2 separate regions of the Mus musculus genome follow, and region 2 is linked to region 1. Evidence: chromatin loops called from intact Hi-C (ENCODE). Cell type or tissue: heart. All regions are shown on one strand. Links, peaks and the distances in the headings refer to the core of each region. The heading gives the core; the rest is flanking DNA. Region 1 has its middle 180 kb from the start of Gm33236. Region 2 holds the start of Bcl11b (B cell leukemia/lymphoma 11B).

The links. Hi-C counts contacts between places; a loop is a spot of excess contacts. Peaks named below come from ENCODE experiments on the same cell type or tissue, not always from the same donor. Only the 100,000 strongest peaks of a DNase experiment are listed, where the experiment ranks them.
Region 2: a loop joins it to region 1, with 2.9 times the contacts of the local background. A loop is called at or near these places in 2 of 42 quality-filtered maps.

Annotation. Positions count from the first base shown.
Region 1 is chr12:107,456,875-107,473,262 of GRCm38, forward strand. No RefSeq gene overlaps it. Among named protein-coding and RNA genes, the nearest start is that of Gm33236, 180 kb to the right of the region's middle. In heart, for the core only: no CTCF peak of the experiment used is centred there; no DNase peak of the experiment used is centred there.
Region 2 is chr12:107,988,986-108,005,373 of GRCm38, forward strand. It overlaps Bcl11b (B cell leukemia/lymphoma 11B), which reads right to left and starts at 14,429. Exons shown (of 4, transcript NM_001079883.1): 1 at 14,101-14,429; 2 at 480-845. The coding sequence starts at 14,158. In heart, for the core only: a CTCF peak has its summit at 9,972; no DNase peak of the experiment used is centred there; H3K4me3 peaks cover 521 bases; H3K27me3 peaks cover 5,646 bases.

The DNA.
Region 1 (16,388 bases), core at 3,788-11,787:
TGCAAGGACAGTGGACACACTCTCTATGAGCCTAGTATAGTCTACAATGCTGTATGTAGGCAACAAACAGTAGCTTACGCCGAAGGAAGTATATACTTTATCAATCATTGTGAAGGAAGATTATCAGGGCCAAAGGGTGTCATATATTGGGTCTACCAACTTAGTGACATCACCAGAAAACCTTCCAGTATCACTTGCATGTTTCATCATGACACTGTGCTTAAGACTCGCTGCCTTGGGGTTCCAATGTGGCTAAGAAAACCAAACCCAACCAACCAATCAAAACCCGGCATATGACACATCATCACGATAGCCAAGATGGAAAGCAGGAAATGAGTAAGGTAATGAAAAAGAGGCATCCTCCTCAGCCCCTCTCCTTTATCAGGGAAGACCCTTACACCCAGAAGGTGTCCAGGTCTGCCAAATATCCCATTGTTGTGTTATTATAGAGTGGTGAGCCTCTAGGTCAGGGAGGCCAAAAGATGATTATCAGACTTGCCAGTCTCTGTTGCTGGGTGTGGATGGCAGGGGATGTGGGAGGGAAGTTGGAGTGTTTTCTAACAGCTCAGGACATGAGTGACAGGTGGTCAAAGCGTGCTAAGTGATGTGAGCCACAGCACGTCTAATGTCTGCTACAATACTCTACCCTCATTCGTACTTAAAGCTCACAAATGTCCCAAAGACAGAGATGATAAGTGCTGGCATCTGACCCATGTCCTGGGCTGGTTCCAAATGTTTGAGACCCTCATTCCTATAAGTGACTCTGATGAGCCCATGAAACCCTCTCACACACCCCTCCTTAAAACTCAAGCTGATAAGACTCTCTGCTTCCTCAGCTTCCTACGTCTGCTGAAGCCGAGGACATTGTGTGATAGAACCTCCCGACTCCACACCCTCTGAGCTCTACAGTTCAGCAATATTAGGCCATCATAAGAGATTTCTGGCGTCAGCTCCGGACTTATTAAATGCAACTTGCTGTGGTAGCTCATGCAATTTATGTTTTTAATTTTGTAAATAGTGCGTAGCTGTTATGGTCAGAAGAAGGGTGTGGGCCCGTACATAAGTAAATATAGCATTCTGGTTACATCATCCCAGAGCTGCAAGCTGTGGCTTTGTTCATCACACGGTGGTGCTGACAGCTGCCCTGCAACGGCCACTGAGTTATAGCCACCCTCAAAGGGAGAGCGGGACAGCATGCGGACCTTGTGACATGACAGTCACACAGATGCTCACAGTCAGAGCCACAAAACACAAGCCCCCGGGAAACTTGATCTCATATCCTAGCCCACACCCATCCTTAGGGCCTCAGCTTGGCCTCGCTCTCCCTCGAACACTCCTTCACTTCCCATGTCTGCTCTTGACAAATCTGAGCAACTGGGGTTCCAAGTGTGGTTCTGATTGCCACGCCAAAGGCTCAGGAGAGGCAGAATGGGAGAGAAAGAGGCTCTGCTGTCCAAATAACATAATCTGAAAACAAACAATGCCATACGTACCCATTTCTTTCCACTGTGCACATCCTCCGATGTGAGTGGCTAAGATTGGTCATGCTGTCGGGAGGTCAAAGGACAAGGGAATGTGAGGTGGACTGGGGAAAAGCCTGCCTCCTTTCACTGTGACAACAGACTTCATTCTTCTTGGCCCTCAGAGTCCCCACTTGTGATTCTGGCATCTTCCTACCATTGGGGGGCCCCGGGCCTGGCTTGGACTTAGGCAGCAAGAGTTGCTGATGCCTTACTTTGAACAGTGGGATTTTGGAAAAGGAGAAGCCAAATTTTCCGATTGCCCATAGCCACTTCTGCCTCCTCCCGAACCCCTGCAATTACACAAGGCAGAAAGGGGCACAGGAGCAGAGCCACGGGGACTGAGTGATTGGGACTGAGGAAAATAGAAACAAGCTGGTCCTTGCTGACCTGTCTTGACACTTAGGGCAAAAACTCTCACAACTCATCTGGGACTCAGAGTCACCCAGCTGCCCCAAAGAACAATAGAAAGTATCATTTAAAACCACTGAGTTTGGGGGTGGCTTGTAGCCATAAGGTCACAGACAGGTACTGTGGGTACTGGAGAGATGGCACAGAGGTTAAGCATGGGTACTGCTCTTACAGAGGACCCAGGTGTCAACCCTACCATTTACTTGGTAGCATGTAACTATAACTCTAGCTCTCAGGGGATCTGGACCTCCCTTCTGGCCTCCATGGTCACCTGCATTCATGTGCATTCATCTCTCAGCCCTAACACACACACACACACACACACACACACACACACACACACACACACACACAGAGGAAATACATCTTTTTAAAACAGAAAGAAGGAAACACTGTGGGTCATAGACTGAGAATCAACTTCTTTGAACTCCTAATACCAAGTGAGATTTTCCCCCAACACTCTAGTGTCACTGAAGGAGACATTGATGCAATGTCACATGGTCATTCAAAGCTATACCAAACCAGAAAACTGATCATTTGTAAAACTGGCCTAACAGTTAATTTTTAAGGACATTTCTAAGGACAGTGCCCTCGTTTCACCACAGTCTGTGAGAGACAAAAGCTCTCCATCAGTGTCCAGGGTTAAGAAGAGACCAGTGAGCCCACCCTCTATGGGTAGGGTGACAGTTCGGGGTACCCCCATCCCATGGATGGGGAGGGGACTTTACGAAGCAACACTCCCAATCTCTGCTCATTCTCCAAGCCAATCATCGAAGGTCTCTGGTGCCTCTTTCCCCTCCTCTCCACGCTCTTAGTCGAGCTGCCCCATTGCCTCCCATCTCTCACGCACTCTGTCCTTCTCCTGCCTGCTGGACCGGGAGCTGAGTGTGGGCTGCTTTGCCTCATCTGACTTCAGTGTGGATGGGGCACTTGCCAGTTACATGGAGTGGGAAGACAATACAATGCCCACCATTCAAGGCTGTCACAACTCAGGCAGCCCTCCCTGCTTGGGCCCACCTGGCCCCTGTCAGCTCTCTCTCTACCTTGGGCATCAGTAATGGACACTTCTAGATTTCAATCCAAATGTCACACCCAGACTCAAGCTCTTCACCCCAGGCCTCTGTGCTTGTATCTCTTACTGCTCGCTCTGCTTTAATGTCTATCGTCAAGCCAGTGATATAGCCACCATGGATTCATTTTCCCAGAGATCAAAGTTCTCCTCCTCCAGAGGTCCTACTGGCTCACCCAGGCAATGGTGCACACGCGACTTGACACTTGCACGGCATTCCAGTATCCAGATCCCCAAAATTGTCATCTTAGGTCAAGATTCTTACCCTACAGTGCAGCATTACCACCCAGTTCCCGAGTATTGATGAATATGACAGAAAGCCACCTCTTGTGGTTTGAAGGACAGTGCACTATGTTGGGGCACAATCATCGGTGCAGCTCAAGAGGAATTATCTGTGTCCTCAGCTGCTCCAGCTTCCATACCTGTCCTGCTGGCCTCTGGCTCTTACTGGCCATCGTTCTCTGACTCCGAATCTCTATTTTCAAATATCAAAGTCAAGGCCAAATGCAAACAGTCAACTGTGGGTTCATTCTCCTTCTGTACCCCTTGCATGGTGGCATTGCATCCTCTCCCGGGGAACAATGAGGGGGCCTCTTGGTTCCCCGATTTCTGCAAAGCCACTCCACTTGCAAGCATTCCAGCAGACTCAGCGTTAGCGACATTTGCAGTTCCCTCTGCCTTTCCAGCCTGGCGTGTGCGTTTTTCATACAGCGCTCCAGGCGATTTATGTTGCCGTTTGATGAAATATATATTTAGAATGCTTAATATGCATATTAATTACCCCATAAATGGCAGTGACTTTTTAAGAGCAATCTCACTCCATTGTACGAGAAACATTTTTGAGGGTTCTGAGGAAAAGTAGTTGAACACATGCTTTCTTTTAATTCCATATGCCGGAAATGAATCCTGCCATACCAGGGAATGGTTGACCGTCTAGATCCAGGGTTCTGTGTCACGTGATGGTGGAGCATCAGCCGCCCACATGAAGTCATTTGGATCTCATGCCCTAAATTTCCAAGCAGCCAAACAGAAAATTTTTCTCCATACTGAATTCAAGTTCAGAGCAAATTTTAAGGCCCCTAATTAGGAAATGATGTGTCCTTGAACTCCGAAGGCATCAACAACTACTGTTTGCATTATGCTCATTTTTTTTTAATTTATCTAAAATCATCTCGGAGAAGATGCCACTAGTTTCTTCATATAGAAGCTAGGTCCTGGGAAGTTTATGTGGTTTACAGGCAGTCGTACAGTATATAGATAATGTGATCAGGTTTAAAGCCAGGGTTTAAATACAGCTGAAAACCGCAAAGGCCACGTTGGTTTTGACTCTAATTACTGCTGTGGAATGAAGGAGGTTGAAGCTGTGCGTTTTGTTTCTTACAAGCTTGAGGTTGTAGTGCTATCATAAACACCATGACCAAAAGCAACTTGCGGAGGAAAGGGCTTCTTTCCTCTTGTTATGTAATAAAAGTTTTCCCGGGGAGATGCAATGCACACATCTACTCACCCCAGATAGGGAACCCACAACAGACCAAAGGACAAATGCCACTAAAGTTCAGGCTCAGCAAACCAGTGAGCTTTGCTGGGATTCCTTTCAGGAAAAGGGATGAGAGGTTACTTCAGGAGCAGAAATGACTCAAAGACACTTGCATCAGCAAAGACTGCCCCAGTATGGGTGAAGTTCACAACAGCTGGGTACCTGGAGCACAGTGCATACCACCTGAAGGTGACTCAACAGGTTAGAGTGTCCTTCCCCAGTGATGTAGTAGGTCTACACCTCTTCCAGGCAACTCAGCAGGTTTCTGTTTCTTCTAGGCGCTGGTCTGGTTTCAAGAGTCTTCTTTGCAACTTGGCAGCATTTACTCTAGCATGGGGGGACCCAAAGAGTCTGGTCAGTTTCAGGAACTTCCTGAAGCTATTTTTGAGTTGTTTCTCTTTCAGTTTAAACAACTTCCTTGTGGGATGAAATATTTCAACCTCAGAGGGAACTAGTACACAATACCCTTACATGTCCACAACCCAGTCCATGATCAAAGGAAGGCAGGGCAGGAAATCAAGGCAGGAATGTGGAGGCAGGAACTGACACAGAAGTCATGGTGGGGTGCTGCTTACTGCCTTACTCCTCATGACTTCCTCAGCCTGCTTTCTTGCAGAATCCAGTACCACAAATCCAGGGATGGTACTGGACTCATAGAGAGCTGGACCTTTCCATGTTGATCATTAATCAAGGAAATGCCACACAGACTTGCACACAAGGCAATCTTGTGGGGACATTTTCCCAGTCCAGCTTCCTTTTCTAGATAACTAGTATGTGTCAGGTTGACAAAAAGCAAACAAAACAAACCAACAAAAAAAATCTTAACAAGACAATTTCTATCTGCTCAACCAATATTAAACACACAAGAACACACATGTACCTGTGCTCACATACACATACAAACACACACACACACTTATAAAACAAATTAATGTGTGTGTGTGTGTGTGTGTGTGTGTGTGTGTGTGTGTGTGTGTGTGTGTGTGTGTTTTCCAGGGAATTTGCTTAAGCAATGGAGAAGACTTTCAAGTCTGGTATCTACAGGATAAGACAGCAGACAAGAAACTCAAATATTTTCCAAATTAGCAGCTTGAGCTCTTGAGGTTTAGAACATTGGGTTAAGAATATTGATGGTAACAAAGTAACCATCTTTACTTAAAGGGAAACCACTGTAGATGTTCGCCACGCCTACAAAATGCCGCCCTAGCAACACCTTAATTCACATGTGATTAAGCGACTAGGTATTAGAATCTAACCAAGTTAAAACTCACCTTCTTAGGACCTGAGCACTTCAGCCTAGATTCTAGTGAAAAGTCCTTGCAAGTTTAAAATAAGACCTGAGAGATCACACGTCTGTCTGTTCAAACTCTATACAAGCAGAATTATTCGTTCATTGGGAATTTTTAAATAAGAAGTTCTGAATCTGCTGATTAGAGTTCTAGCATTGTTTGATGCAAAACGGAAGTCCAGGAATAGAGTCAGGAGCTGGTCCGGTTCCTTAGAGAGAGATGAGCCTAGTAGAGGTGTCACAGGCATTATAGTGGGAAGAAGGTGCTTGTATGTCTTTAAATTCACTGTCATGGTCATCACAGTCACTGAATAGTATCTGTACCTTACCTACTTTCCCCCAAAACCTGGGGTTCCTTTAATTTCCCAGCATGTGTTCTTATATTGAGGCTATCTAAGGAGTATTTTTAAAGTACGTATAATGGTCTATTGATAATATGTATTTTTGTGTCTATGTGTGTCTGCACAGATCTTCTTATCATGTGGAATCTTTTAAGCCAATTTATTTCTGTCTGTATTTCTGAAAGAAATGTAACTGTTGCTTGCTATGATTATATGGTTTTTTTTTTCAAATTTCTCCTTGCGTTCCCAATAATGTCACTCTGCATTTGGGAAGCTGGCTGTGTCCTCTGCATAAAGATATGTGTGTAGTAAATCTTCCTGGTGTGTGAGCTCTTTTAACCTCTGAACCACCTTCCATATTGAACTGTAGGCTAGACTAACATTTTTATACAAATGCAATTTACTGTAATCTAGTACCTATATTTCATATTTTCTCTTCAAATGTCCCATGCTTTTAGTTTTAAGTAAATCAAAAGCTAGCTTTAAGTGAAAATTCCTTTCTGGGATTCATTTTGAATCTTAGTGAAATCCCCACTCTTTAACCATCTTACATTCTATTGTGACGGAAATCAGGGGAGGCTCTCAAGACTGGAGCCTGAAGTCAGGAAGGAAAACGACTTCCTGGCTTGCTCAGCTTGACTTCTTATATAGTCAACTCAGGACCATCTGTGGGTGGTTGGCACCACCCTCATCAATCAATTGAGAAAATGTCCCCACAGCTATGCCTGTGGGCCAATCTAATGGAGGCATTCCTCAATTTGGAACTCTTCTTTCCAGAGAACTCTAGTTTGTGTCAAGTTGACAAAAACTGCCCAGCACACCTACGATGCCATGTTTGTCTGGAGTACTAGTGAGCCTCCTTCATTACAGCTCTATGGAGGATTCTTGCCTTTCTGCAAAGAGCCAATCACTCCCTCCTCTGGATTATTTGCGCCTCATATACACTTCTGTTTTTAATTATCACTCTAAGTAAACCTGTTGATTTTCGTGTATTTATTCCCACTAGTCTATCAGCTTCGTGAGAGGAAAGGCTACAAGCTGTTTGCCTTAAAATACAAAGTAGAAAATAGTTAAGTCTATAAACTAAACACCTACCTTTGTGCTTTGGGCAATAAGACACAGAAACTCACAGATGTTCATTCCCTATACACCTTCAAACCTGTTACCTGCTCCTAAGAATAAACGGAAAGTCGATTTTAAAGAGCTGTTATTTGTTCATTTGTGATGTGCATTTGCGTATATTCATGTGCAACTTCACATGCTTGTGTACACATATGTGTGTGAAACAGGAGGCCAATGTCTAGTGTCTTTCTCTGACTCTCCACCTTAGTTTTTGAAGGTAAGGTCTCTCTTACTGAAGCTGGAGCTCACCAATTTGCCATCCAATAAATATTCAGGTACCCTCCTGTTCCAATAACCTCAGAGCTAGGATTACAATTACACCTTGACATGTCTTGTTTGTCATGCATTCTGAAAGAGTAAATTCAGGTCTTGGTTGTGTGGCAAGCAGCACTTTACAAACCAAGCCACTCCACAGTCATTGGAAAGCTAATGTGAAGTTGCCTTCTTTGAGGACAATCTGGCCTCTCTAACCATAGACAGAAACATCACCGGAAGTAAAAGTTCAGGGGATTATGTGCCTTTCCACCATTCTCCCTAACTTGTAAGAAACGGGTACTTTATCAAATTATTATAAATCCAATACTCACATGTGTGCATGTCATGTCTCACGAGGCATTATTTTGTGACAGTGAAATTATCAAGATTTGTATATAGTTAGGGATAGAAAGGTAATTATAAAATGGACCTATAAAATGTTCCTTGGTGGGGATTTCCATAGCCTTCCCCAGCCTTTAGAATGAGCAATGTTGCTTCAGCACCACGGACAGCGACTCACGTCACTTCTGGTCTCCAATAAAGCAAGACAGATGATTTTCAGTTTCATAAACTAATGTGGAAAAAAGAGAAAGAAATATGGAGAGAATAGAAAGAAGAAGCGGCTTACACTGGTGACTGACATCTCAGAGCTAAAGTAGGGAACCTCTGAGCTGATTTCAAAATATGTGCAAAGCCATATGTGGCAGTTTAAATCCATGGTTTGAGGCATGTATAGCATAGTGCTCTATATGGATAACTGTAAGCACATGCTTGTCCTTTGAAATAAGCCAAAGGTCAGTAGGGTGAGTGGGGCATCGTGAGACGCTCATTCAGGGAAAGCAGAAGTCATAAGGTGACTAAGGGCAAGTTCAGAGACAGACGAGTGCAACGGAAGCTGATGTAGAAGGACACAGAGGAGAGACGTGTTTGCCCTGAGCAGTCAACACTGAAAGTATGTCAGGGCTCTCTCACTCTTGCAGAGAACACTTCTCAGGAGGGTTGTGATGAGGGGTAGGAGCACAGCTGAGTTCGACAGCTTCCTCTCCCACTTGACGTCTCTCTTTCTTCATCTTAACATGACCCTGGTCCTTAAATTTCTTCACTGTGTTCCTCCCCGTGGCCCAGGATATTCCTTGCTAATCGCTTCTCCTTCCTGTTGAGTAATGGATGATCCTACAAGCCAGTGAAACAAAAGCTTGTAGTACAGGCCAGAAAGTCTTCTAGACTTTTAAACATCTCACAAGATGTCGAAGTGTCTGTCTCATTATTTATTCTGCCCCCATTCAATACTAGTTTGGTGAAGTGTCTGACAGACATGAGGCCAAGTTCGAGGGTCACGGAGATGAAGAAGATGTGGCTCTGCCATCAGGGAGATTTTAATCAAGACAGATGTGTGAGAAATCTCTTGGCAGAGCAGAATGCCAAGGGAACTAAAAAAGCCATGGTCATGTGTGGAGGGCTCAGAATGTTTCTTGAACCACGAACTCACATTGAATATTTAATATATCGCCTCAAAACAATGCTAGGTTGTCGGTCTTCAATGCTCTGACAATGGTGTGAGGTAAACAGAGGGAAACTGAGGCTCAGAAGAGAGTGACACCCTTCCCCATGTCGCAGAGGCAGCATATGGCAAACACAGCAGTCTGTCTTCTTTCCCTAAGAGAGGAAATTTTCACCCAAGCCTGGATCCCCTCCAAAAGAAGAGGCAGACATTCGAGTTGAGCCTTGAAGAGCCAGAAGGACTTTGTCATGATGTCACCTGTGAAGTGGCAGAGACGAGAAGGAAGTCAAGCCAGGTGAGCTGCACAGGGTCCCTCACCAGGTGATGAGCAGCCCCAGGCACCATCCTCAGGGGTGTCTAGGTGTTTCTGCACTGAGACCCCACATGCCCCAGGGTGGTTTCCATGACAACATGAACCCCCCTGATGCTGTGACACATCTCTGCCTGTCTCATTCTTCATCATAATTGGACCAGTTGCTGCTCATTGCTTACCTGATTAGTGGGTTCACTAACCCAGCAGAAATGAAATCTAAGAGGATTAAAGTGGGGGAGGGGGCATAGATAATACAAATTGAAAACAGTAGCAACTGCAGCCGAGCTTTGGATTAAAAGTTAAGAAAGTGAATCAGAAATATTTTTAAAGAGGGGGAGGGAGGACAGAGAGGTTCAAATTGTGATTGAGGTGAGTCCCTTTGTAGTCAGGCAAACTTGCAGGCTATTGTTTCCAGACTCCTGCTGGTTCTCCTGGGAGAAGACAGCCTTTGCCTGGCTTTCCTGGACCTCCTAGGATCTGGTGTGGTCCTGCTGTCTGATCTCACTCCATTGGCCTCCTTTTCTGCTCACTATAGCTGCTACAATGTCTCCAGCACAGCCTCTTGGGACCTCACTCCCTCTGCTTGCTTCCTTGCTTCCTTGCTTTCTTCCCCAGAGCCTATCTCTCCTCCACTGCTCCTGGTGGGATGCTGCTCCTTCCACACTGAAGCACTGCCACCTTTGAAGCCAGCTGCCTCTCTTTACTGAAGTCACCTCCTGCTCCCTGTAGCCATCCAGCTTTGCCTAGCTTGTCAGTCACTAGGAGCTTTTCTGCTTCTAAATAACAAGGTTGGCATCCTTTCTCCCTGGTGAGCTGAGAACTCAGAGGGAGATGGCTTGCCTGCTCTGGGAATATGACTTTCACTTGCTACATAGATATGGGTAGAGGGGGTGGTTGAATGGCTGAGCAGAGGAGCCCATGTAATTGGCTATGGTAATACACCATGCCGGCATTGCTTCAACTTCAAGATGCCCTGGGGTCTCCCATCCCAGGAGGAGGAGTTTGAGATTCCACCACCCTGAGGGAGCAGCCTTAACTCCTTCCTCAGTACCCCTGGGCTCCAGCTCCTGCACAGCAGGCTCTGCTAGCACCTGCTTCTGCCTGTTGACATCAGAATCTCAACACATTCTCTCTCTTCCATAGAAATATTCCAAGTCTGATTCTAGTGCCTAGTTTATCAATCATACTTCCCTGAAGCTGTCTCTGATTCTTCCACCGCACAGCAAATCAACAACTTCCATTCTCTTTTCCTGCCTCCCTCATTCTCTCCCCCACCTCCTCCTTTCCCTCCCTCTTCCTCCTTCTTTCTTCCCCAGCCCTGCCTCCTCTTACTCACTCACTCCCACCCCCTCCCCATCTCCTCTCCCTCCTCCCCTCTCACTCCTTCCCTCCCTCCTTCCCTGCCTCCCTCTCCCCTCTCTTCCCCTCCTCCCTCCCCCTCATTCATTCTCCCTCCTTCTGTCTCTCCCACTCCTCCTCCTCTCATTCCCCCCTCTCCCTCCTCCTCTCTCCCTCCCTCACACCTTTCTCCCCCCCCCCATATGTGTGTTTGTATTCCATTCCCAGTTTCTATTCCCTACATTAACAGTGGACTCTCCAAGGACCGAGTCCTTGTCAGGTTTCACTGCATCAGCTGCTCACACTGTGCTCACACTCATGTGTGTGAGTCCCTGGTACCTTTAAAGCCAGACTCATAGGGTGGCACTGTGTGTGTGCACTACCCAGAACAGTCAGCCTGCACACAGAATGGCCTGGGAAGCAGGAACACATCAGGTGACAAGCTGTGCTGCATGCATTTCACACCCTGGTTGTGGCTCTTGCTCCTAGTGCTCACCACATCACTGTGCAGGTGGACTCCAGGCATGGAAACTAACCACTTCCTCCCTTGATCATCCACCCAGAACCTCACATCGTCTTCCTCAAACCTCAGAACACTTACGCAAAGGAAGTTCTGTTCCATGTCTCCATTTAGATATGGGGAAACTGGAGCTCAAAGGAGGCTAGTTAGAATGACCATTGTCACTCAGCAATAAGTACAAGTGACAAAGATTCAGATCCAAACCTTGTCTTTCATGTTTTACTTAAATTTGTATTACTCATAAAACAAGTGGACTATATGGATATGTGTGTGTGTGTCTGTGTGTCTGTGAATGCACATGTATGTATATGTGTGTGCACAAGCATGTATGTATATGTGTATATGATAGAGACAGAGAGACTAAATATGGAATACTCTGGAACAGGGATTCTCAACATTCCCAATGCTATGACCCATGACCCTTTAGTACAGTTCCTCATGTTCTGGTGCCCCCCCCCATCATAATATTATTTTCTTTTTCTTTTTTTTGGGGGGGGGGGAGGGGTTGGGTTTGGGTTTGGGATTTTGGGTTTTGGTTTTTGGACACAGGGTTTCTCTGTGTAGTCCTGGCTGTCCTGGAACTCACTCTATAGACCAGGCTGGCCTCGAACTCAGAAATCCGCCTGCCTCTGCCTCCCAAGTGTTGGGATTAAAGGCATGTGCCACCACTGCCCAGCCATAATATTATTTTCATTGCTACTTCATAACTGTAATTTTGCTACTGTTACGAGTTGTAATGTAAATATCTGCTATGCAGGATAAATGACACATGACCCCCAGGTGGGTCATGACCTCCAGGTTGAGAACCACTGTATTGGAAGTTTTATGGCTTGGCTTCAAAACAGGCTCTAGAGGCATCATAGGCAATCTACCAAAGGTGAGCTGGCCTGATCCAGCTTGAGCGCCCATCCTGTCATTAAGTGAGAGATTTGTTCACTTGTGTCTATCCCCAGACAAAGAACAGGACCACTTTCTCAATTGGTGCCTTCAAAATGGAGTCACAAGTGGGTTTCAGTGAGGCCTACAGGGGTCACACAGAGTCAGCAGTACTTCTTGGTTACTCATGGTAAAGGACCTTGACCCTTCGCAGGCCTCCTGTGGAACCCACTCACCTTGTTTTTGTCATCTGTATGGCATGCTTTTTTCCCTTCCCTCCCTCCCTCCCTCCCTCCCTCCCTCCCTCCCTCCCTCCCTCCCTCCCTCCCTCTCTTTCTCTCTCTCCCCTACCCCCTCTCCTTCCTTCCCTCTCACTCCTTCCCTCCCCCTTTCCCACCCCTCCCCTCCCTCCCTCCTCTCCTCTCTCTCCCCCACCTCATGATGTGATAGCTAGCTCATCATGATGATAATAAGGATAGCTTTATGAAGGTGTGCGGGCCACCAGATAAGGCAGGTAGAGAGGACTTTGAGTTGTCAAATACAAAAACATTATCCCATTTTGTTCTGGTCAAAGTTTGTTTCCAGGTACCGATGAACCCTGTTCCCAAAGACTTGTGTCTTAGAAGAAGTCATTGTCTTCATAGTTAAGAGTGTTTTAGTGCTGAAGTCCAAGAGCTCTAAGCCCCTGGTGCATTTAGATGACACCAAGCATTGAGAGATCCTGGACAACATATGGCAGACCCTTGCTAAGAGAAAGACTGGACCAAAGAAGGACCAGTATCTTCTACCAAGCATGGGCTAGAGTCCAGCCGACCTGCAGGCTTTACAGGGCCAGTCTCAGTGGCCATAGCAAAAATACCAGAGACAGGGGACTTCTCTGGACTCTGGGGAGAGTGAAGGTAAGTGGGTGGTGTTAAGAGCTCTGTATGGGGGTGCGGGCATGGGCAAGATGGTGGCCAGCAGAAAAGGATTAGCAGTGCCCTGGTGGATTTAGTGGTAGGACTTTTACAGTGTGTTGGAAGCGAGGCCAACTGTACTTCCTTCCCATACACCCAGGCTAATTAACTCTCTCTGGAAAAGCAGAGCTTAAAGGATTATTGCCTCCAATAGTAAAGTGAAGGAGAGGCTCCTTGTCCCCAGCGGACTCATTTGAGGGCACAAATAACTTCATTATGTATTGTTAGATCTCAGACTCATGCTGTGGAGAGGGCTTGGAGATCATGTATCTAATGTCCTCGTTTGCTCCTTAGACATGTAAAGCCAAGTCCTCGGGGAGGAGGTCTTCTCCAGGGAAGAGCAGAGACCAGCCTGAATCGGGAATTCTTGTTGGTCCAAACTTGGTCTTCAAGGCTTTCGTAGGGAAATAGACACTAAGGCCTGAGCATAGCACAAGACTGTGCTTTGATTGTAACATGCCTATCAGCCCCGAGCCCAACACAGACTGAGTATCCTATAAATACATCAGTCCTTGAGCCTGAGCCCTTGTGATCAGAGTTAGCCTAGTGCCTCCCACACTGAGTGGTTAAGGAGAGTCATATTTTGGTGTCATGGCTTAAGGGAAGATAACACATGGCACACGGTGAGATTTTGAGAAGTACCCATTCTCTCCAGGACTCAGCAATCATTTCTGGACCTTGACCCAGCCACTGCGCTAAGGACCAAAGGGAAGTGTGTACAAAGTATCTGGTCAACGTTGGATGCCAGTGCTGGTGAGGGCATCATAATATGGTTTTGAAAGATTTTCATCCTGTACCCAGATTGCAGGCTGAGCAACCCCACGAAGCAGGGAGCTATCCCAAGGATCCCAGGTCTGTGGCCATAAGGATGAGCAAAGGAGTGAAGGAAAGATATGAGGAAGGGGAGGAGGGGCAGGGCATGGGAACACAGAGAGGAGAGAGCCGTGGCTTTGCAGAGTGCACTGCTCATGAGACAGGGGAAAAGGTAATTTGAGAGCTGTGGCCTCCGTCTGCTCAGACTCACTCCCAAGATAAAAGCAAAAGAGGATTAGGTGACCTGAGGGGCCGTGGTGGGCCTCCCATCCCCACAAGTGCACATGGGATAAGAATGTCAGTTATTAGCCAAGTGCACGGTAATTATATTTAATACTGACCCTGACTCTTTTGTCCTCGGAAGTCATAAAATCCACTCTGTCTAAATCTGGGGGGGTGGGGGTGGGGGTGGGGGCAGGCTTCTAGGTGACCTGTGGATCCTGCTCTGTCCCTGGCTGGCGATCAAAAGGAGGCTGTGGGATGAATGCTTAGCCCCTGAGAGAAGGTTCTAGAACATCATCACACAGTACAGAAAGAAGATGTAAGCAGAAAAGGAGTCTAGATCAAGACCTGGATCCTGGCTTGGCCCTTCAATATCTAAGCTGCCTGGAACAAGATAACGGCATGTTCTTAAGCCTCCATTTCTCTCTCCCATGCCTCCACTCAATATGCTGTAAGAGTATCAAAAGAAAAAAAGGTTCCCAGTATTGAGGTGTCCCTCTGCAGCCTGGAGGCCCTTTACTTGAATGGCTGGATGTGGGTGGGTTCAGGACTTTGTGGGCTTTAGGAAATGACTATAGTGTGAGCGTGCTGTTCTATCGCTCTCTCTCGTGAAGGTTCTAAAGAACTCAGCTCCTTCGTGGCCTTCTCTCTTCCTCCTGGTGTTTTACCACCCAATGGCATTGAGTCACACAATTGTTACTGATTTTTCCTCCTTCCTTGTGTCCAGGAAAGTGAGTAGTGGACTGTAATGTTCCCTTGGTACATAAGATGTGAATCAACTACCATCACCTCCTGGGGCATTGGAGATGCAGAGATGGACCCGACACACCTGATTGGATATTCTCTGGTAACATCAATACCAGCTCAGGTGTTCTAAGAGCTCTGCCCAGGCCAGCAGGAGGTTAAGCACCTTCCACAGATCCCATTTCTTCCTTCCAACAACAGTTCCTTTCAGTGGCTGAGGATGTCGGTCCCTGTCTGACCAAGTGGTAGAGAAGCAGCTTGCTTGAGGTGGCCACGGAACCAGCCTCTCTAGATCTTAGTCATGCTGTCCGAACCTCAACCTATACACAAAGAGATGGAGTGGACAGGATGGGGAGATGTCAAAATGGAGGCCAATGGGTGTGGGTTCTTGTGGAATGAGAGACCAGTACACCCCGACAGTATCAGTAAACAGATGATTTCCAAATTCCACCAAACTGGCCATCTGGAGGCAGCTAAAACTGCTGAGTTACTCAGGCCCAGATATTACAATAAATTTACCACCCTCCTCCTTGGGGTCTGACAGTGTCTCAATCTTCACAGCCAATGTTTTCTTAAATAAGGCAACAAGAAACTGCATTGAGCCTAGAGGCCGCAAAGTTCAAGACAGGTAAACTAAGTATATCCTTGAGACCATTGAAAATTGGGCCAACCTCCTACTGTTTGCCCTTCTAAGGGTGAGGTGCACCTCATATTAAGATGTTCACAAGGCAAAACTACTAACCATTCCCACCTCAAGTCCTTTCAAGTTCTGCATCTGAGCCCACAAGTCACAGTAACAGCCTGGTGACTTTATATAGAGGTAAAGAGAAACATGACCCAAACACCTGGAGCCATCATGACCCACAACCCATGGTAATGGTCGCTGGTGCCATATCATGGACCCAGCCATTACACACAGCTGACGGAGGCTACAGAAGATAACCCCAGATGGGTCTTCACCAGGTCTTCCAACTCCCTAAATGTAAGGCTGACGCAGGCCCGGTAATTACGATTGTTGTAGTTTGTCTTTTTTTGTCTCCCTGTGGGAAAAGCCCTAAACCCCAGATGTGGGGACCTCAGGTGTGAGATTTTAAAATGACCAGAACCAGGGAGCTCTACCCAATCTATTCCCTGAGACCCAACTTTCCTATTGCATCCAGAGACTACTTGGGGGATAACTCACTTATTGTGGGGAGCAGCTTGCCCTGAGGTTGTGGGCCCACTGGCACTATACTGACCAACTTGATGGCCCTGAGCCGCCAGAAGTCAGCTGAATATGACTGTGCCTGGTGGGTTGTGAAATTGAGTCCTCCCGGGGCTATACCGTTCCTTCACAGCCCCAGAAAGACAACTGTCGCCAGTTACCGGTGGTCATGAGCAATGCAATCCCCTATCTATGAGGATTGGGGCCTGGCAGAGAAGACACAACCAGAGCGTGTAGTTGTCAGAATCAATCCACTGATACCCAGAACTTGTATGTGTCTATCTTCCTCTCATCTTTGAACTTTGTTTTGAACTCAGATGACACTATGTTGTGGATAAAGAGGAGTTCACTCCTGTCA
Region 2 (16,388 bases), core at 5,291-13,290, 530 kb after region 1:
TACTACCACACTCAGAATCACCTGCGTTCTTCAACAATCGACACAAAGGGGGTGGGGGTGGGTCCTTCTGGACTCCATCTTAGAGATGAGGAAGCCACCGTTTCCAGGTTGGAAATGACAGAGTCCAAACCGAGCCTGGCTCCAAAGCCAGGGGCTGAGCCAATATCACCAACGAAGAGAGGGCCAAGCCAACCTCCAAAATTCCATCTCGTGCTCCAGGCCACTTCTGGATTAAGCACAAGTCAGCATTTTCTCACCAAAAGCAAAGTAGCCAACACACAACAGTCAGGTCTTCTTCACCTTGTCTTCCCCGGAGAGTCACCTGGAAGGTGGGCCCTCAGAAAAGGGAAGCCCCAGATGGTGACCCAGAGGCCATTTTGAAAAGCCCTGGACCTCCTGAGAATCAGTGCTTAAAAGTCAGGGAGTTGGAGCAGCTAGGGAGGCAGCTTCAGCAGCCACCAGGTAAGCAAACGTCATACCTGCAATGTTCTCCTGCTTGGGACAGATGCCTTTCGTGGGTGACAGTAGGTGGTCATCTTCATCAGGGGTGACCTGGATCCCGATCTCCACTGGCTCAGATACTCTCCTGAGCTCAGAGCGAGAGGAGGGAGGTGGACTGCTCTTGTCCAGGACCTTGTCGTAGCAGGGGCCCAGGCCTCCACACTGTTTCTTCTTGTGCTCTATAAAAACCAGGATGTCCCCCAGCGGGAAGTTCATCTGACACTGGCCACAGGTGAGTAGATCAGGGTCGGGGCCTCCCACCATCAGCCCCAGGCTGCTAGGCTCCTCTATCTCCAGACCCTCGTCTTCCTCGAGGATGGTAGCCTCCACATGGTCAGCCTCTGCTGGAGACAGAAAGGAGACAGGGAAGGGGCAGAGAAGACAAGAGATGGGCTTAGGTCATCACAGACTGGTTCCTTCCACCCTTTCCCACTGAGAGACGAGCCCCTCGACTGCCAGCCTCTGTGGCTCCCCACATCCCCCCAGGGACCGGAGTTCACCATCATAGCCCCGAGGTCAGCACAACAGCACTGATTTGGGCTCCCTAGAGCATGCCCTGCACACATGTGCACACACACGCATGACACACGCACACCCTGCCTGCCCACAACACCATCAGCTGGGGGACAACTCTCTCGCACTTCTGGGTATGTGAGTGTCACTCAGGGAGGTTCTGGCTCTGGATCAATGATTTGGGAAGTCAAACCTCAGCCTTCCTTAAGCTGCCTCCAACCCCCGGCCCCACATTATTCCAATGGGCGGCTTGGCTGGGGACTAGGAAGGTAACAGGTAACACTGTGTCCCAAGCCCTGGCTCCAGCTGGAGACGAGCCTTCTCCCCATAGCTTTCATTCACGTTCAGGGCTTCCCTATTCATGAGCTTCCTACTCACATTCTTCTACCTGAGTCCTGGCCAGGCACCAAACTGGAAAACAGAAACCCAGACAGGCACTGGAAAGCCAGTCCTGCCCAGAGGAAGAAGCGCAGGTGCTCGGGGACTCGGAAGGGAAAAGCAAGCCGAAAAGGCAGCCCTGGCTTCCCCTCCCGCCCCCTCCCGCCCCCTCCCCACCCCCGACCCTGCGCTCCTGCTCAGACCTCCAGACCCTCGTAAAAGTCTCACTGCTCATCAACTCCCCACCTCAGCCTTTCTGTCGGTCGGTTTTCTTTTCACTCCGAGAAAGAAAACAGCCTCTTCAGACTGCAAAAATCACTTCTTGGCAGCTCTCAAACCACACTTTTCAATGGGCTGGATGTTTTTAAATTTCTTCAGCAGTCACTCCACTTCCCCCTTGTTGTTTATGTTATTTTTCTGGAAGGGGCACAGGACCTAAATATTTTTGAAGCTAATAAATGCTTCAAACATCAGCCACTCCCTCAAGGGATCCTTAGAAGGCTCAGCAGCAAAGTGCCACAATAAATCAAAGGAAGTGGGCAAGGGGGCTCTGTCTTCCCCTCAGGGTCTGGGCGACTCTGGCTAGGATTCTTCGGTGTCAGCCTTGAAGACGAGTGGCCAGGTCTTCATGGGAGCTGGGGACAGCCACAGGTCTGCCACTGAGGAGGGAGATAAATTGTAAGCTGTTCAGCAATTAGGAATGGATAGTGATTGGCACAGAGGAACTGAAGAGGGTGGGAAAGAGGAAGAGACATTCCGTGGCAGTGGGGTTGTTAAGGAGCCAGAGCCAACGTGGAAAACTGAAGCAAATTTGCCTGTGGCATCTCCAATGCTACATGTGAGTCACTGTTCTATGTTTTCTGAATATAAGCTTGCTGGGGAGGGGGGGGTCTAGTGTGTGTGCAACACCGGGTGTAGAACCTGAGGCAGGTGATGTAGAAAGAAAGGGCAGCTGGAGCCGTGCAGGGAGAAGGGCAGGTACCACCAATGGGATTCACAGCCTGAGTCTCTCTCTGCCCGTGGTTACCGGGGAGGCAGGCAGGGCCCTCTGTGAATTAAACGTAGAAGACACGCACCGGAAAACATGGCAGTTCAGAAACACCCGGCGTGTGTGTAAATCCTAAGTCTGTTGTCTGTAGATCATTAATAACAACAACCGAGGGGAAAGAGAAAAAAGGAAAAAAAAAAAAAAAAAGACAGGTAACGGTGCCATCCTCGCCACGCCGCCCAGAAACCATTAATTACACTTGAAAAAAGAAATCGGAGTTTACTTTAAAAGGAGCTCGAAGACAATGCTACGTAATTAATTTACCGATTTATCTTATGAAAAGCCACCCTGCCATGGTTAAAATGTAATCACAACCTTCAAGCTGAAGGTTCGAGGGAGAGACTGGATTTCCCGTAAACCGCTTGTCAGGACGGAAAAGGTAATTATTCGGTGCCTCCTCTCCCTTTAATAATCTAACATTGAGCAATACTGTTTATATTGAAAAGCTTGCACCTTTAATTACCAATTACATATACATAATTTCAGAGCCAAAGGAGAGGACTGCGCAAAGAGTCCTCCAGAAATATACAGATGCATTGTGCCCGCCCGGCACACAGGAAAGGAAGAACACCGACTGAGACATAGGAGAAGGGTGTCAAAATATTGTTTGGTCAGAAAAGAAACAAAAAGGGACAAAGGAAATAAACTGAGAAGCAAAACAAAATGGGGATGGGCGGGGGGCAAACTGAAATTGAAATTGAGAATTCAAACTAAGCAGGGAGGGGTGCTATCCCTGGGAGGGATCCACTGCCCGCCTCGAGCAGGCCTGGCAAGGCCTCTGCTCCTTACAGCCTTTGATAAAAATAATAAACCCACATCTCCAGCCAGTGTAGCTCTCTTTCCACAGCAAAGGGCTCCATTTCGCCTGTTAATTGAGTCTGCCTTCCTTACTACTAATATTATTGATATTATTGATATTATTATATCATTATTATTAATAATATCATTATTTTTGGCCTTTTCAGTCACGCCTACCCACCTGGACAGTTCTCATAGTATGAGCTCCATCCTCCTCCCTGTGAGGAGGTTTCAGGCCACAAAACTTCAAATCCATGTTGTAACTCCAAAGAAACACAGACCAGTATAAAGATCAGTAAAGGCCATATATGACTGTCCACAGTATCCTTCCAGCTCCACTCCTCCTCTGACCAGGACTCACTCCAAACCAGCATTCTTTCCTCTGTAATATCTGGTTATGTATCTGTCTGTCTGTCTGTCTATCTTCTCTCTGTCGGTCTGTCTTTTCACTACCCTCCTGCAGTAAGCCCTGGGAGCCCCAGTAATTGGGTTTGAAGGTCTCCAATACTGTTTATAACACTGCAGTGCTGGGGTTCCCTTTAGAGGCAAGCCAACTGGAGTACCCAAAGCCCTCCAGGCAGGCAGGCACACAGACAGACAGACAGACAGACAGACAAGCTGTGCCAGCTCACGCTTAGCTCAGAACGTAGATCTGGGCTTCCACTACTAAAGGAGTTAGGAGGAAAAGAAATCAGGAGAAACGTAAAAACTACCTCCCCTCCCTCTTCCCATGTTAAAAGCAAAACGCTTGCCTGTGACATCAGGCTGGCCCTGCCAATGTCAAGCATGGGCTTTCCTCTCCCCGCCCCCAGGCCATGTGTGGGTCCCTGTTGCTAATGATTCTCTCCTGAAGAAGGTGGCAAGGTCAACGCCCCCCTCCCCACCTTCACTCGGGCAGCAGAGTCCCACTGAACCCCAACTTCTGTGTTAGAGTAGATGGACCAGGCAGCTGACTGGGCCTGGCAGCTCAGGGAGAGGCTCTCAGAGACACACCAAAGGCTGTGGTTTCATTTCCGCTGGCAGGCGGATATGGGCTGGGCATGTAATGTGTGTGCATGTGTGTGTGTGTGTCTGTGTGTCTGTGTGTCCCTTCTAAGAACTGTACCAATAATGGAAGAAAGAAAAGGGACAGAGCCTGTTGGCCAAGACCTGAGTACAAGGAGTCTGTCCCTCTGGGAACCCTGCTTGCCTGCCCTGAACTGAAGATGTACGTCTGGCCCAGACACTTGCATCTCCCAGCTCCGAATCAACCTCGGAGGATCCAGCCACTGCTTACACAGGCAGAAAGTCCCAAACGCACACAGAGAGAAGAGACAGATGAATGCAGCCATTCCAAGCTCAAACTCTAGATACTGGCCCCCTCCCTCAACCTCATCCTGTAAATTCAGCCTTAACAAGTAAGGCCGAAAAGCGTTCCCCTGAAAAGATACGTGCTTTCCTGAAAAGCTCCAAGCGTCAGGCAGCCTGCAAACCATGACTACCCTCAACACACCTCGATCAGAACAGGGGCAGCAGTTGCTAAGATGTTTGACTCATTAGGAGGAAAATGAATGGACGGATGCAGCCGGCAACTTGCTCAAATGTAAGAGACCACAGGATTGGAGAGGGTTTTCAAATATTAAATTTAAGGCACGTGAGCAAATATATATACATACATACACACAAATACAGAGAGAGGGAGAGAGAGAGAGAGAGAAGAGTTAGATTTTCTTTTACAACAAAACCACATTTTATTTACAAGGCTGGGCCTCCTCCCAGCTGGTTAAACGCATTTAGAGGCAATGAAATCAGGCTTCACAAATAATAATAGGCATCACTGTTAAGTGGAAGAGGATCCCTTGATCCTAAGGCAAACTTCCCCAGTCTCAGCTCCGCTGGGAAGGAATTTGGGACAGAAGACAGAAATGGAGAGGAGCTGTTCACACTGGCTCAGCCAAGCAGCCACCAAACCTCCATCAGAGGGCATTACCTAGCCTGAAAGTCCCTCTGTCACACAGATCCTAGGACCCTGCCTGCCCTGGTCCATCAACAACTATCTTGCACCTGCCCCTCAGGGAATTCCAGCCAAAAGATGAGCTGTCCTCAGGCCATGGGGTGTGTGCACTGCTACACACACACACACACACACAAGTCCTGCACGCACATGGCTGCAGGCACACACCACACACACTCCTACACTCACATTGCTGCAGACATACACACATATATAGACACAGACACACAAACAGACACCACACACACACACATTGCTGCAGACATGGTACATCATGGACTCCTGTCTCCCCTTTGCCTCTGGTCAATTCCAAATCTCTATTCTTAATAGCTAACTCACGGTTAGTACTGTTTCAATAAGGTAGGAGGAGACAGTAAGGAAGGATTGGGGGTGAGGGACAGGTTGCTAAAACAGTGTGCTGCCAGCGTCACAGCCCCCATCACAATGTGCATGCATGTTTACAAGAAATGTTCAGCATCCACCGAGCTCTGCCTCCTCTGACTGGAGACTTTATGCCGGCTACCCAGGAAGCTAGAGACTTGGCCAGCTAGCCCATGCATAGGGAGCCTCTTGTTCTATTCTGGGTGGACACTCAGGAGGGGCCAAGACACCAAGAGACACAGCAACAGTAACACCACCTACACGGCACCCGGCAGAGCACACTTTCTGAGCTCCCATCAATTTTTAATTTATTAGATCCAAGGGAAAATAATCGCCATGGGGGCTGGGGGAGGGCTGACTGGGAGAAAGCAAGAGTCAGTTCTTGGGGAAAAAAAATGATCTACGGCTGGATGACGCAAGGCGCTAGGACGACGACGAAGAGAGGTTTTATGAAGTTCTCCACCTGAGGGGATAATGAAGTGCCCAGAGAGGAGATGGAAGCCAGAATGAGGCGCATGCTGAGAGGATTGTCCCTTTGGGGCCACAAAGGGTTAGGTCCCCAGCAGGGTCCTCCAAGGACCTAAATAACAAGGTCCAGTACAAGACCTATACATTCTAACCCACCACATCTGCACAGGCCATCAGCTCGCTCAGAGGGTTTAGAAGTCCTGCAAGTCCCAGGTGTCACTTCCCTGCATTCCCCTAAGACCCTCCAGAAGCCACCTCCCTGGAGGAATAGGGACACACACACACACACACACACACACACACACACACACACTCCAGGCTGCCACCCTGCCTGCTTTATGTGTACACACTACTCAAATTGAAATTTTTACATTTTTTTGTTTGTTCGTCCATTTGTTTGTTTGTCAAGACAGGGTCTCTCTATGTAGCCCTGGCTATCCTGGAGCTAGCCCTGTAGACCAGGGTGGCCTCGAACTCAGAGATCCACGTGCCTCTGCCTCCTGAGTGCTAGGATTAAAGGCGTGCGCCACCACACCCAACCTGAAACCTTCCCCATTTCTGACAAGTGGAATAAAGACGGAGAGAAATCAGTCAGGTCGGGACGTGAGGACAGAGTGGGTTTCTCCTCTGGGAAACTGACCAGGATTGGGGCTGACATGACCAATGTGGGGCATGATAGAACCTAGTCAGCCTGGAGGTAGGGAGTTTCTGAGCCTTGAAGACGTCCTGGCTACAGGAGTATCCTCACTTATACAGCCTTGGTTGATTGACTCTAGGTAGGGAAATCCTGTGATGGGGACAGCAGACAGGGGACCCCTGTCCGCACAGACTGCCCTATAACAGCCTCACCTTGGGGGAAAGTCAGACTGATTAAGAACAGCCTCTAAACATCTTCTAAAATGCTCTACAGGATTAGTCCAAGCCCCTCCCTCCCACTGCACACAAACACGGTTCAGGAGGCTAGATCCCCTCAAAACTAAGAAGAGACTAAAGAAGGAATAAGGTAATTTACACTCAGGCATTCTCATAGACCCTCACCATACCAAAAAGTTAAAATGAAAACCTACGCCCGGGACAAATGAGAATGAATCAATGAATCAATCGGCTTTGATAAATAAAACAGCTGCCTTTTGAAAATAAGGAAGGGAGGATTAAAAAAAAAAAAAAAACCATCAACGGTAGAACACCTTTTAAACACATTTGCCCATGACACTGCAAGTGCCTTCCATCTTCAGAGCCACAACAGGGCTGGCAATGATTTGATATAAGAGCGTTCTCTGTGGCCAAATGAGAGCATTTGTTTTGTTTAACATTTTGGGTTTTCAAAGATACAGGGGGAGGATTTCCGTGGGTACAGCGGAGATAGGTTGTCTCTACGGGGATCCAGATACTCAGACAGCAAGAAGCCTACAAGGGCAATGGCTCCTTCCCACACCTCCTCTCTCCAGGGTAGAAATTTAAACATGACTCCAACTTGGTCTTCTTTCGTTTGCAGCAGTGCCCCTGTCTGAGTACTTCTTAATGGAAGTAATATTGGCACTTGCTTTCTTAAGTCCCTCAGCATGCTGTTCTACAAGGCCTCTTAGCGTGGATCACAAATGTATTTGTAGTTTAGCAGTTCACTAGAACAAGGTCGTAAAAAGTTACAGCAAAACAGAGGATTTTTTTTTACCCTCTTTTTTTTTTTACTTTGAAGTTACTTAATTTTGTGTGGTCTGGCATTGCATTGCAGTAAATAGTTCGAGCTGGCTAATTCCACACCCAAGCAAATTATCAGCTGCCACGAAGAATGAAAGAGAGGGAGAGAGAGAGAGAGAAAGAGAGAGAGAGAACAAAATTCTAGAATATCAGCAACTACACAAAAGACTTGCATATGTCAAAACACCATCCAGAGTCCCCGGAACACAGCTCTGCTCACAATCTAGCACCATTCTGACAGGAACCAAGAGGCTGCTGTGTTCCCCCTCTCTCCCTAGCTCCTGATGAGGGAGGGCACAGAGCTATGCCCAGCTGACAGCCTGCTTCCAGCCATTTTTTTTTTCAGCACATCCCGGGAAAACCAAGCACTTGGAGTCCACAAACTAGAGGCCTGGGGAACAGAATGTGGGCAAATCTCACAGGTCTGCATGTAGCTCCCCAGGATGGGAGATTTGTGAGATCCAAGGAATCTGCCCCCCTGACAACCCCCTCCCCAGGCAGGATCACATGAGCCATGGTATTAGCAGCTGTATGACACAGGACAACCGTCCTCAGCTTTCTTCTCTGTCTCCTTTCAGACTAAGCAGGATCAAGTATACCTACAGTTAATGAAGTCTTCAGGGCAGGATGCTCTGCCAGCATCAATACCTTGACCATGATCATGTGGTGCAGGGTACAGCCCCCACCCCCCCCCAAAAAAAGAGTTCATTTTTCACCTCTCCTCCCCAGATGTGACATCAGCATTAACTTGGGGACCAAAATCCTTGGAGAGTTTAAGCTAAAAGAAAGGCCCAACCAGGCAGCCAAAGAGTCCTTCCTTCATGAAAAAAGAGGCTCTCAAAGGAAAACGTCTAGCTGCCGGCTGTCCTATCACCCCTGATAATTTTTTTTTTAACGAATTGAATGTCTGTGTTGGTGTGTAATCACAGTATGGGAAGGACCCCAAATTCCAAGGCAAATGATTGGGGCTTCCCATAAACTGAATTAAAAACAAGCAAGCAAAACAAAGCAAGCAAACAAACAAACAAACAAAAAACAGTTCTCTGTAGGCTACAAACCGTTGCCCAGACCCAAGATTGCGAGGTCCTATATTCCTCATAGTTACCCTGTGTTTGCCTCCACGGTATGCTTACAACTGGCCAGACGCAAACATTAAATGAAGTAGAGACACCATCAGATAAATGGCTGGCCCTCTTCCTCCAGCCGATGACAGCTAAGGCTTTTGTCTGACCTAATTTATTTCTCTTTCAGGTTAGAATAAAGCACTTTCCTGTGTCAGGGCAAGCTCTTCAGCTTATCCACTGAACTCGCGCAGACGACTCCAGTTCACTGCGCTGTCTGTGCATCTCACAAACTCTAAAGCTAAGACATCGTAGATCTAGAAACCCCACCATCAACACATACATATCCCCCGGCACTAAATCACATGTTTGGGGGAGCGGTGGAGCATCGTGACATCCATCTATGAAGGGAACTCTCTGAGGTGCAAGGCGCACTGGCCCCAGCAAGCACACACTGCTTGCAAACAAAATCACCCGCACTGTTTGAATTATGCTATATCGTTAGGGAAAGGGTGCTTGCACCCTTAGTTCCGTGGACTCGCGGTGGAGAAGATGGGATTGAGGGCTGTTATCAAATCGGAGCCGAAAGGATCACCATCTATCAGGTTGTCTTGGGTCCACGACCCCTTCAGCAACAATTCACAGTGGTCCCCCACCCCACCCCCGGGGAACACTAAGATGGGCCACCCCTAAAATGATGACAGCTCTTCCCAGACTCCCTAGGTGGACTGTGAATGCTTAAGCAACAAAACAAAATGTTTAGAATGTCAAGACCATGGACAGACCAAGGGGGAGAAAAACACTCATTCAGGAATAACAATTTTAATTGTTTAAAAAGAAAAGGAAATTGGAGGAAAAGAAAAAACCGCCTCCCCACCTGCCAGGTAAGGAGGGGTTTACAAATCGATGCCAATGGCTTGAAAATAGATTTCTCAAACTTATATTCTCATTTTGTCCTGCACAAATCTCTGCAGGAAAATCAATATTACAACTTCACGCTTAAGACATTTTTGCAGCGACACAAACTGCAGCCGCTGCTGTTGCAGCCGCCGCAGCCGGATGTGCTGATGGACGCGGGTTCCCAGGCACAGCGGCCAAGGCACCGCAGCCATGACACGGGCAGCGAGCGCCCCCTAGCTGACGAGAAGCGCTAGGCGCGGCTTGGAGCATCAGGCATTTTTACCCTTAACCAAAAGCAAATGGTACTGAAAGTTTACTTTGGAAAGTATTTTATCACAGCAAGCGACAGAGAGTGCAAAATGGATGGATAAAGGTGAGGAGGATCGATCAGGAATCAAGTGTGATTAGGCGTTCAAAACCTCCTTGCTGCTGTAGGAAACTGGAGTCCGTAAGTAGACTGTTTTACATGGATCCATTTCACCTGAAATTACTGTCAAATGCATCATCGAATGCTGATCTTTCCTCTGGCCAAGGAAGAGCTGCTGGGTCCTTTGGAGTTAAGCTGAAGGGTGCATCTAACCATCGAATCCTAATCTTTCCAAGTCTCTCGGGCCAGCTCCCAGGACTGAACCCCAAGACTGAACAGTTGACTCTATTTTTCTGTTATGAAACACCCTGAAGACTAGATAAAATTTGCCAAAGCCAGGGCTCATGCAGATAGCAGGCTTCCCCCTCCAAACAAGAAACAAGCAGATATACAAAAATCTTTGAATAAGAGAAAAAAAATCTCCTCTGAAAATATGGGGGCTGTTAAAGTGTGCTCGTGGTTGTCTTCACTGGGGTGCGAATTACAAATGAATAAAATTAACCTGGCATGACACCTTTGAAGAACATGTTTTTATTCTCCCGTGGAATCCGAGCTGCTGACATACCACACTTCAAACGACACGGGGTTCCCTTCTGTGCAAAGGGCAGACAAACTTCACTGCCCCTACCCGACTATGAAAAAGAGAAAGAGAAGAAGAAAAAGAGAAAGAAAAAGAAAAAGAGAAAGAAAGAAAGAAAGAGGGCCCATGTCCTATAAATTTATCAGAGACGCAGTTTAGTACGATAAGTGGACCATTATAGGTATACTGTATCCTGAGGTTCAGACAATTGTCAACGTAGCCGCCTTTAAAACATACAACAACCACAAAACCCAACCTGAAGAGGCATTGAATGGCTACAACCAGCCTCACTCTGCGGCAAATCTTGGGTCTCTGGCTGCTGTGCAGGATCACGAGTGCATACAGAAAATTGCTATTCTTCCTCGGGAACCTGTTGGTGGGTTATTGAAAAGTTGGCTTCATTAAGGGCCTGTATAATTGGCCACTCCATTTTACCTCCACGTTTCCCTCAGAAAAACCTTTGAGCTTTTCCACGGACCTCAGACTGCATTTCCTTCTGCCTGACCCTGCCTGGCATGGCTGGTACAGGCCCTTCCTTCTGCCTGGCCAGCGGCTGCCTCCTGCGTTACCTCCCTAGCACCGTTCCCCAGGCTGATCTGTGTTTGTTTTTCCTAATGTCTGTGTCTGCCCTCCTGTTTGAAAAGCCGCATCCATCTGGGTCAAACATTTTGAAACAAACCAGAAGCCCAGATCTTCTTTTCCAGCTGTCTCCCACCCCCTTAGCTACCTCAGTCCTCTTCCTACCCATCCTGCCTGAAACCGTAGCATGCTATGAAGCCCTTCTCCTACCCTGGGAAACATACACCAAGATCAGGGATGCCATTTCTGGGCTTTTTCTGGTTTCCTAGGCCATCAGTGATTCTAAGTTGCATCATCTCCAAAGAGCCTTTAGCTGCTGCCCCACAGGCCCAAGGCTGCCACCCAAGTGAAAACGATCTGCCATGTTTTAGATGGTTTCCTTCAGATCTGAAATCTCACATGGGAGTGACTGCCTGTAGGGGCTGAGATAACACCTGCTCTGCTGGCCAGTCCTTTTGCAACCAGGCCTCCTGTATCCCCTGCTTCATAGCTAGTCACATTCCCCAGGCCACACTGTATCTCCTGCATCCCTGTCTTATCCCTTCTAGGCTGTTTTTCTGAACACCATACGGACCACTCTCCTTGCTTACCCCCCTGAAACAATGCCCAGGCTCCCAGGGTCCCCAGGGTCCCCAGAAGGCAGGTAGACTTGCTCAGCAGCCTGGCCTCCACTGCCTCTTTTCTCCCCAGCACTTCTCTGCCTTCTCTGCCTCTCCTGCAGGTCAGCTGGCTTTTCCCAGATGCTCTGAGAAAGGGTGAGACAGAGAACCAATGCATGGAAGGATGTCACACGAAGCACCCCTGAACCCCCCCCCCCCAGACCCAGCTGCCACCAGTCCCTCTGCTCAGGGCTTGTTCAGGATGTCCCAGGGATGCCCAGAGAGGGACAGCAAATCTATCTGCTTTTCCCCTAATACGGCAAATGCTCCAGAGTTGGGGGCTACCAGTTTCTCCCCCTTCCCACCGACTCTCTCCCCTCCTCAAATACAATTCTGGTAATTATACAGGGGATGGGGGTGGCGGCCAACTGCCTCCCGGACAAATTAGGGTCTGGAAGTGTGGAGGTTTTTAACAACCACTTCACCTAAAGGTAGGGAGGGACTGTAAAATAACCCGTGGCTGCGGCGTACTAAAGCAAGAAAATAAAAGTCAAGTGGTCAAAAGGACCTTGATGAGACCAGGCTCAAATCTGGTTGCAAAACATTTTGTTTTAAATGCAACCAGCAAGTCTCCTTTGACATTACAACACTGAAAAAAAATAAATAAGACTCCCCTTCTCTCCTCCCCTTAAGAGACATCCCTTTCCTAAGAACCTCACTTTAATATATATGCCCCACAAGATAATAACAACAACAACGACAATAATAATAATAATAATAAACGCACAAATTCTTACTAAGGTGTCTGCGGTAACAAAGGAGAGAGGGAACAGCAATAGCTTCGAGCAGATGGCTCCTGTGCTGGGTTGGAGGGGAGGGGAGAGCCCCTTTATATATTTATTTATTTATTTAAATTCTTTAAAATATAACATAAATATTCGGCTCTCGACTGCAGGGCAGCCAGTCCTCAGCGGCGGCCGTCATTCACAGGCTTCTCCAGCTCCAGAGCCGGGAGCCCGGCCCCAACGCAGCGAGGTGAGCGAAGGATTGCAAGATTACAACCTGCCTGAGGTCTCGATGGCACCCAGAGGAAATTTTATTTCTATTGCAATAAAAAATTTAATAAATAAAAAGCAACCGCGACCAAAAAAAAAAAAAAAACCCGCGGGGGAGAGACTCGCGCAGGCTGCGGCCGGGGCTTCCCAGAGCTCTGCAAGCCGACCTCGCCGGTGGCAGCGCGGGTACCCGGCTGGCTCTGGGAGAACTGTGTACCTGCGCGGCTCGCGCTGGCGTTTTCTTTTCTAAATGAACCCAGCTGGGGCGGTGGAAGCTGCTGAGAGTCTGCCCTGCTGCCTGACTTTGCAAGCCCCTCCACTTGCTTGAAATCCGGCGGATTTGCACCGCGACCTGCCTTGTTTATTTAGATGGGAAGATGAAAGATACAGAGATAGAAAGATGGATAAGAGGATGATAGGTATTTTCTCCCCTTCCTTTTTCTTTCTCTTCATTTTTACTGTTATAAGAGCATCCCTTTTTTTTCCCCACTCATGACTTTTTTGTTAACTCGTGGCGGGGATTTTTTTTTCACCAACCCAAAACCTCCCCCCCACACCTTTTTTTTTTTTTTGAGTTGGGGGGGGAAAGAAGACAAGACCGTCCCAGGAGACGGAGGTGGGGAAATGAGGAGGGGGTGCTCCAGCACAGCAAACAGCTGCGCAGCTGGATTCTTTTGCAAATAGCGAGAGGAGGGGAGGGGACGGCGGCTTCGGAATCCTAGCAGCGGCGCGGTCGGCGCCCAGCCTGGCGGGGCGCAGCGACCGGGAACCCGAAGCCCGCGGCCATCCCTTTCCCCTGCGGGTCCCTGGGTCCAGGGCGCTCTCGGGGCTCCGTCCGCCCGCTCCTCCGAGCGCGGACCCACGCGCTCGCCAACTTTTCCCGGCTCCCCCTCCCCCTCCACTCCTCGGCCCCCTCCCCCTCCTCTCCAAACCCCGCCACCAGCGCCGCCGCCGCCACACACGCCGCTTGGAGGGCCGAGCGTCCGGCCGGGCTCGGCGCGCACAGCCGCCTGCAAGCCCGCGCGCCCCCTCCCCGGCCCGGAGCCCGCGGCGGCTGCCCCCGGCTGCAGAGAAACTTTCCCAGAACCCCACGCTCGGCCGCTGCTCCCGGGTTGGTGTCCCCAGCCCCGGGCGCCCGGAGCCCCAGCCGCCGGCCCTTCGCGCGTGCGGCAGACACTTACGCGTGATGAGTTCCCTCTGGGACAAGTGCTGCGGGTTGCCCTGTTTGCGGCGGGACATTGCCCCGGCATCTATTCTGGCATCGCCCGGAAAGCTGCACAGATGCGGGCCGGGGAGGGGGTCTGAGCCGCCGCCGCCGCCGCGCCTCCTCCTCCGCCCGGGTTGGTGCCTCTGCCCTTCCTCTCTTCCTCTTCCTCCTCCTCTTCTTCTTCTTCGTCTTTATTTTGCTCTTTCTTCTGGGCTGTGTTTTTGTTTTTGTTTTTGCAAAAAGAAAGAAGAAAAAGCCAGGAAGATGGCTTGCTCTAAAATAGAGAAAAGGCTAAAATAAATTATAAAACTGCTGTTGCTCGCCGCTGGCTGGCCGGTTTCTTTAAAAATATATTCTTTTGGAGGAAAAATATCTCTCACACTTCTTCAAAGTGCTTGGCCTCTTAGACTTGTAAATGTCTTCTTGAAGTTACGCCGGGTTTTGCACCGGCCTCTGACACTTTTCTTTCGGGGTCTGGTAGGTGGAACGCGCACTTCCACCCAAGGGGAGGGGGGAGGAAAAAATGCAAACAAATTTCAAAAAAGCCAAAAAAAAAAAAAAGGCAAAGAAAACTTGGGGACTTGTCTCGTACCCCCTCACCCCGCCCCCTCAAAAACCCAAAAGCAATGAAAAGCTGCCTTGGTTCGGCTCTTTCTGGGTTTTCTGCGCGCTGCCTGCTTTTTTTCTTTCTCGGAGGCTGACCCCTCCGAGGCTCTGGGGGACTCCGGGAGCGGCTCCTTCCCGGGTCACCTGGCAGGCTGGCGCCGGCCGGAGGGGCTGCGGGTCCCCGCGTGCGCTCCCCAGCGCTGCCCGGCGCCGCGGGCCCAGGGGGAGCGGGGCTGCGGGGCGGCTCGCCCAGTGCGCCCGGGTCGGTGCGGGCGTGGACGGGAGCTATAGATTGCAACGTGAAGATGGCGGAGTCCGGGTTCTCCGGGAGCTCTCGGTCTCTCTGTGGCTGGGGCTGCCTCTGTACAATGGGATAAAATTCAAGTTCAAGTGCGGACGTGACGTTTAATCTGCTCTAGAGACAAAAAGACCCAGAGAGTCGGAGCACTGGGGGCGACTAGCGGTGGCTTTTTAACATTGTACCCTGTAAGAGAACAAGAAAGCACACACCGAGACACGCGCGCGCGCACTCACACACACTCGCCAGTGCGCACACCCGCAACCCAGGCCGGCCGGCCACACGTGCAAACTACTGTTTTTGTAAGCTGGTCTTATCACCGAGCACCGGTAGCGCAAAAGAGGGTGGGGGGGGATAAATAAAATAAAATCTTGTCCCCACTCACTCTTCCTCCCCCGGGAGCCGGACTCCCTGAGAAAGGGGGCGGAGTGCTGTGTGAGTAACTGAGGTACACTGAGTCCAAGCAAGTCCAAACCCACCCACTCGAGAAAGAGGGCTGGAAACCACGGGCTGGGGGAGACTGAGGCGACAGATAAAATTGTTTTCCTTCACTCTCTAGAAAAGTAGTTACAGTTGGTTTTACTTATTTGGAGAGGGGAGCATTTTGTAGAAACTTCCAAAAAAGTGTCTCCATATAAACCGTTGGGGGTTGGTCGTCTCAAACAACAAAATTAATGATACTGAGGGGCACAGTGGGGGGGGGCACATTTTGTTTGAATCCCATTCCAGAAGGGTTCTTCGCCCTTCTGGGCCCCATTAACTCCTAGGGGTCAAGCACTGCCCCGCCCCCACACCCTAGTCTCCTTGGGAAGCACGCGCTAGAGGGACGGGTTGGGGGGCACTCCACGTGGGAGAAGTCTGGGACTCACAGACCCAGAAGTGGGCGTGGTCAGCGCTGGGAAAGGAGGGTGCCTCGTAGCGGCGACCCCCCCCCCAATTCCCTCCGTGAAATCTCTGCAACCTGGAAGTCGTCCCCCTCCTCCATCGCCCGGGATCGGACTTGAAATTGCTTGTCCGACCAGGAAGGACAGAGCCGCCTTTTCAACCGTTTGATCTCCAGCCGGCCAGGACAAGGGGAGTTGTGGGGGCCTGCCCGTGGCCCGGGGACAAGGCCAGGCTGCAGTCCCGAATGCACCGCCCCCTCCCGGCGCTCTCCTCCTGGAGACCAGCTGGGTCTACTGGATAACCTGGCCTCCCGCGCTGGGCGCGCCAGTAGGCTGGACCCCTCTCCCTTCCCCGGCGGCCAGGGCGGGTCGGGGCCTGGCTGGGGCTGAGTTTTGTGGTGAGCCTGGCTGCACCACCCTCACTCCGCCCCAGGCCCGGCGCCCCGGCTTCAGCCCAGGGATTGGCGAGGCTGC